2 separate regions of the Homo sapiens genome follow, and region 1 is linked to region 2. The links are chromatin loops, found by intact Hi-C in ENCODE. Cell type or tissue: OCI-LY7. All regions are shown on one strand. Each heading gives the region's core, and the rest is flanking DNA. Links, peaks and the distances in the headings are about the cores only. Region 1 has its middle 45 kb from the start of C19orf12. Region 2 overlaps CCNE1 (cyclin E1).

Region 1 (2,907 bases), core at 126-2,625, 55 kb after region 2:
TGCCCTGTCTCCTGGTGACACCTGGCCCACTTCACCCAGCCTGTGCCTCCCCTTCCGGCTGTAAGCTTCCAATCCCCTTTTCTTTTTTCCTTTCTTTTCTTTCTTTCTTTTTTTTTTTTTCCTTGAGATAGAGTCTCGGTCTGTTGCCCAGCCTGAAGTGCAGTAGCTGGATCTCGGCTCATTGCAACCTCTGCCTCCTGGGTTCAAGCGATTCTACAGCTTCAGCCTCCTGAGTAGCTGGGATTACAGGCATGCACCACCACACCCAGCTAATTTTTGTATTTTTAGGAGAGACAGGTTTCACCATGTTGGCCAGGTTGGTCTCAAACTCCTGACCTCAGGTGATCCACCTGCCTCCGCCTCCCAAAGTGCTGGGATTATAGGTGTGAGCCACCGTGCCCGACCTCCAGTCCCCTTTTCTTAAGACTAAGTCCCCGTGTGATGACGGTGAGCAGGTGCCGGCAGCCATGCCAAGCACCTCCCCAGACTGCTCTGCGGGACTCTCCTGAGAGGCAGTCCCAGTGCCGCATCTTACAGGAGGAGGTGAAACCAAGGCACAGAGAGATGAAGTAACCTGCCTGGGGCCACACAGCAGGGAAGTGTGGGTGCAGAGAGCCCATCTCCCCACCTCTCAGCTCCCAGCCCACGGAACTCTCCCTCCCTGGACTCTGTGTGAGGGATCTAATTTTTATTTTTACAAAGTGGCTTACACCTGTAATCCCAGCACTTTGGGAGGCCGAGGAGGGGGGGCGGGGCCCAGATCAAGTGAGGCCAGGAGTTCGAGACCAGCTTGGCCAACATAGCGAAACCCCGTCTCTACCAAAAATACAAAAATTAGCTGTACAAGTTAAGATGTCTCAGTTTCCTAATCTGTGAAATGGGTGCATTGGTGATTTCAGAGGTCCCTGCATGGTGGCTCTGGACTCAGATTCCAGTGGACACCCCTTCCTAGGATGGTCCTGGCAGTGCCCAGGTGCTCTGAAAAGGAGAATTCAACTGCAGGCACAAGTGTGGTGGTCGGGGGGTGGGGGCGTGTGAAGACCCAGGTGACCCAAGGTAAGGACCCAGGAGTTCGAGACCAGCTTGGCCAACATAGGGAAACCCCGTCTCTACCAAAAATACAAAAATTAGCTGGGCAGGGGTAACCTGTAATCCCAGCTACTAGGGAGGCTGAGGCAGGAGGATCACTTGAATCCGGCAGGTGGAGGTTGCAGGGAGCCCAGATCGCGCCACTGCACTCCAGCCTGGGCGACAGAGCGAGACTCCGTCTCAAATAAACAAAACAAAACAAAACAAAATGCAAAATGTGCAAAATGGGACAGAAAGTGGAGACCTAGTCAGGGGAGTTTAACATAACAATAGTGATGGCAGAAAGCATAGCAAACAGAAGTGACAGCACCCATCAGCCATAGGTGTGTGGCGGGGTTCCGGGCTGTCCGGAGGGAAGGGAGGGCCGGCCTGGCTGGCGCTTCCCGCCGCTCTCGGAGCGGGACAGCCCCGCCGCCTGCCTCCTGCTGCCCTCCTTGGGCGCCTCAGGCCGCGCCCTCTGCTGGCCAGTGGCGGCCACGCAGCCAGTCTTGCCCTTGGGCAGGAGAGCTGGGCCCTGGACCCTGTCAGGCCCGGACACTTCCTCCTCTTACTCATGGTTACCAGCGCTGCCCACCGAGGAACGAAGTTTCCATTCCCTCTGAGGGTTAGGGCCATCCCTCACACAGCACAGGCCAGGCTGGAGAAAGGGGGACCACAATGGCAACTTTTTTTGTTTTTTTAAGACAGGGTCACGCTCTGTTGCCCAGGCTGGGGTGGGTGCAGTGGCCTGATCTCAGCTCGCTGCAGCCTTGACCTCCTGGGCTCAAGCTCAGCCTCCCGAGTAGATGGAACTGCAGGCACGCACCACCACACCTGGCTAATTTTTTTTTTATTTTTTGGAGAGGTGAGGTTTCACTATGTTGACCAAGCTGGTCTCAAACTCCTGGGCTCAAGCCATCCTCCTACCTTGACCTCCCAAAGTGCTGAGATTACAGTGTGAGCTGCTGCACCTGGCCTCTTCTTTAGTCCAGTACATCAGAACCAGGAGGAGACCTCTGGGATTCAAGAATGCTGACATGTGTGAAAGCCCTCCCCACCGAAGTCCCGGGAGCAGCCCGGTGGGAAGGGCATCTGGCAGGTGGCAGAGTGCCATGGGAGCTGGTTAACCCACTAGCCAGACCCTACCATCCCTCCCTGCATGGCCTTGTACAAGTTGAGATGTCTCAGTTTTCTAATCTGTGAAATGGGTGCATTGGTGATCTCAGAGGTCCCTGCATGGTGGCTCTGGACTCAGATTCCAGTGGACACCCCTCCCTAGGGTGGTCCTGGCAGTGCCCAGATGCTCTGAAAAGGAGAATTCAACTGCAGGCACAAGTGTGGTGGTCGGGGGGAGGGGACGTGTGAAGACCCACATGACCCAAGGTAAGGACCCAGGAAGAAGGCAGCCGGGAACTCCATGGAGTATTTGCCCCAGAGCCCTGAGCCCCAGCCTGGGGATCTCGTAGCACACCACTGTCTCTTTCATCATTGGTGGTTTCTTGTCCTCTTGTCTTAGAGGGTGAGCATCCCCGGCACTCAGCCAGTTGCCTGCACACAGCTGGGGTTCTGCAGATATCTGCATGAGTGGGGAATGCCTGGGTGGAATCTAACAACCATCCCAGCCAGGCCCCTTCCTGCAGGACTCATGGGCTCCTTGCAGCCTCCATGCCTCCCTCCTGGGTCTCTGTCTGAGCACAGATTGTGCACGAGTGTTTCCTAGGTCCCCACCTGAGGCAAAGCGATAAGCAGAGGCCACATTTTTTTTTTTTTTGAAAGAGTCTCACTCTGTCGCCCAAGCTGGAGTGTAGTGGTGCCATCTCGGCTCACTGCAACCTCTGC
Region 2 (2,907 bases), core at 296-2,795:
CACTTCACATTCATTAGTATAAAAGATCAAAAATGGGGGGGAGGGGGGAGGGATAGCATTAGGAGATATACCTAAGGTTAAATGATGAGTTAATGGGTGCAGCACACCAACATGGCACATGTATACATATGTAACTAACCTGCACGTTGTGCACATGTACCCTAAAACTTAAAAGTATAATAAAAAAAAGATCAAAAATGTAAATTTGGCTGCCATATGTATTAAAGTCCCCTCAGTTTAAAACAAAAACTCATCAAATGTGACATTTTCTTTTTGTTGCAGGACTAGCCAAATATGTTAAATAATAAAGGACTTTTTCTTTTCCTTAACTCGAAACAAACAGAATGAACATCCACCTAGTTAAAACCAAATCAAGTGATGGTCACAGGTCATACTATGAAGTCTACAGGAAGCTAGCCTAGACACTCCTTAAGACCTCTGAATCTCCTGAGTCTTGCAGGGTAATTCAAATACCTGATAAAATAAGGAACTATTAGAAACCAAAGCACTATGCTTTTCTTTTAAAGGTTTCAGATATGTATTCAATTTTCAATATCTGAAAAACACTAAAGTCCATTTAGAATATTTTCATTTTTAAAGCTATTCCTACTCTAAGAAGTCTGTTTGATTTTTAAAGTTATAAAATAGTAACTTTGCTAAAGATATTAGGCAGGTAACAATCCTACTAGCATGGAAGCCATATGAAAGTCTGAGACTTGGCTTTTTTTTTTTTTTTTTTGAGAGAGGGTCTCCCTCTGTTCCCCAGGCTGGAGTGCAGTGGTGTAATCTCAGCTCACTACAACCTCTGCCTCCTGGGGTCAAGCGATCCTCCTGCCTCAGCCTCCTGAGCAGCTAGGACTACAGGCATGCACGAGCACACCCAGCTAATTTTTGTATTTTTTTGTAGAGATGGGGTTTTGCCATGTTGTCCAGGCTGGTCTCGAACTCCTGGACTCAAGCCATCCTCCTGCCTTGTCTTCCAAAAGTGCTGGGATTACAAGCCTGAGCCACCGCACCTGGCATTTTTTTTTTTTTTTAAAGCAGAGACCACCAGCCTGGCCAACCTGGTGAAACCCCGTCTCTACTAAAAATACAAAAATTAGCCGGGTGTGGTAGCGGGCGCCTGTAATCCCAACTACTCGGGAGGCTGAAGCAGGAGAATCACTTGAACCTGGGAGGCGGAGGTTGCAGGGAGCCGAGCTCGCGCCATTGCTCTCCAGCCTGGGTGACGGAGCAAGACTCTGTCCCCCCCCCAAAAAAAAAAAAAAAAAAGCAGAGACCATTAACATTGACTAAAGAACAAAATAGACAACTGGGGTCACTATAAATGAAAGTGGAAACTCGGGCTGTAAGTGCTACCTCGAAGACACAGCACATGGTGGCGACCACAACACATTGGCCGCCTTCAGAGGAAGCCCAAGCACTTTCAGTTAGAAGAGCAAAGCCAGATAAAGCTCTTCCCCACCCAATGTACAAAGAATTGGGCATGCAAATTATCCATGACAGCTCCTGCCAACAGCTGTGCGAGCAAGGCTGCTTCCTTTCAGTTCTAGTACCATGTGCGGGTGGCATTTCCTTAACTCAAAAAGGGTCACATTACAACCGCTGTAAGTTGTTCTTCATTCAGGAAGAATGAATTCTAGTCTTGAAGGCATAATGCTGGGTGCCACCCTCTACAGCCAGATGGCTGGCACATCTGAGAGCAGGCCTTTGGACATAGATGAGTCCAGCAGCAGTTCCCAAACTAGGTGAACCATCAGCAGACAAATGGTTTCCAAAGTTGGCCTTTTTAGGGACCAGTGGATGAGGTAGAATAATTAAGTCTATGTCCTTGAGTGTACACCAAGTTTCAAAGCAAGATCTGTCTGACTTTATTTAGGAAAGAATGAGATAACAATAAGAGACCCACGGGATTCCTAACCACTCCAACTCCTCATACCACTTTTTTCCTTACATAGGATTATTTTCTGAAAAGTAACAGTCCAGGATTCCACTTCAATAGAAAGATTGAGTCTTGTGCAAAAAAATTAAACAACAAAATGGACGTGTTAAGTAGATCTTAGATAAAAGGGTATTCTTTTCATTAAGAACAGCCTAAGATGAAAATTAAAAAGCTTCCATGTGGTCTCGATGAAGCAGTTACACAAGAGTTTGGCACAATGGCTCCAAGTAGCTCAAGACTGTCGTACTGGGGGGAATTATGATAACTCCAGAGAAAAATTCTGTATGTGAGCAGGGAAAAAGGTTCTGTTGTACCCCCAAGTTCTAGTTTCATGAAGCTCCACAAAGAAATAACAAAGATACTGCTCCATACATAGACAGCTAATGTTTAAGCTATCTACTCTACAAAACGTATAGAAATCTGTCGCCATTAATCTCTGGATAACCACGAAAATGCCTTCTAGTGGGAAATGGTATGGCTATTCCGGCAGCACAGCTATCCACACTGTGGCCAGGGGACAGAGCCACAATCCGTCCCAGGAGGCACCCTCGTCACTGCTCAGGCTATCCTTGAGAACAGACATGCTTCTAAAACTCCAAGAATGCAACAGGGACGGCCCTGCTTCATCTTCAGCTGGAAGTTTCTTTTCTATTCAAAACACAGCTGGGAAAATAAACAGTCCTGAATTTCACAAAGTCAGAATTCATTTTATAATACCTAAAAAATCAACTTGCTTGATTTGAATGTACTTTAAGGGAAGAAAAAAAAAACTGGGGATATGCCGTCTCATTTCCGTCTCTGAAATGATTTCTTTGAATGAAAAAGGAAATCAGCAACCCTTTCTTCAATAGTCAGTGGACCCTCCTCAGAAATGCTTATTTCGGGGGACCTTACATGCAGTGACAACTGCTATTTAGAACACGGCGCACTGCGTTGAAACCCTTCACGCTTCCAGATGAACTACC

Evidence for each region. Peaks named below come from ENCODE experiments on the same cell type or tissue, not always from the same donor. Only the 100,000 strongest peaks of a DNase experiment are listed, where the experiment ranks them.
Region 1: it touches region 2 in a loop (6-fold over the local background); 7 of 110 quality-filtered maps call a loop at or near these places.

Annotation. Positions count from the first base shown.
Region 1 is chr19:29,758,900-29,761,806 of GRCh38, reverse strand. No RefSeq gene overlaps it. Among named protein-coding and RNA genes, the nearest start is that of C19orf12, 45 kb to the right of the region's middle. In OCI-LY7, for the core only: CTCF peaks have their summits at 1,367 and 1,567 (motif pointing left); a DNase peak (open chromatin) is centred at 1,546.
Region 2 is chr19:29,813,988-29,816,894 of GRCh38, reverse strand. All of the region lies in intron 4 of CCNE1 (cyclin E1), which reads right to left. Among named protein-coding and RNA genes, the nearest start is that of CCNE1, 3.4 kb to the right of the region's middle. RefSeq lists a silencer at 1,498-1,657. In OCI-LY7, for the core only: a CTCF peak has its summit at 1,413; a DNase peak (open chromatin) is centred at 1,484; H3K27ac peaks cover 1,209 bases.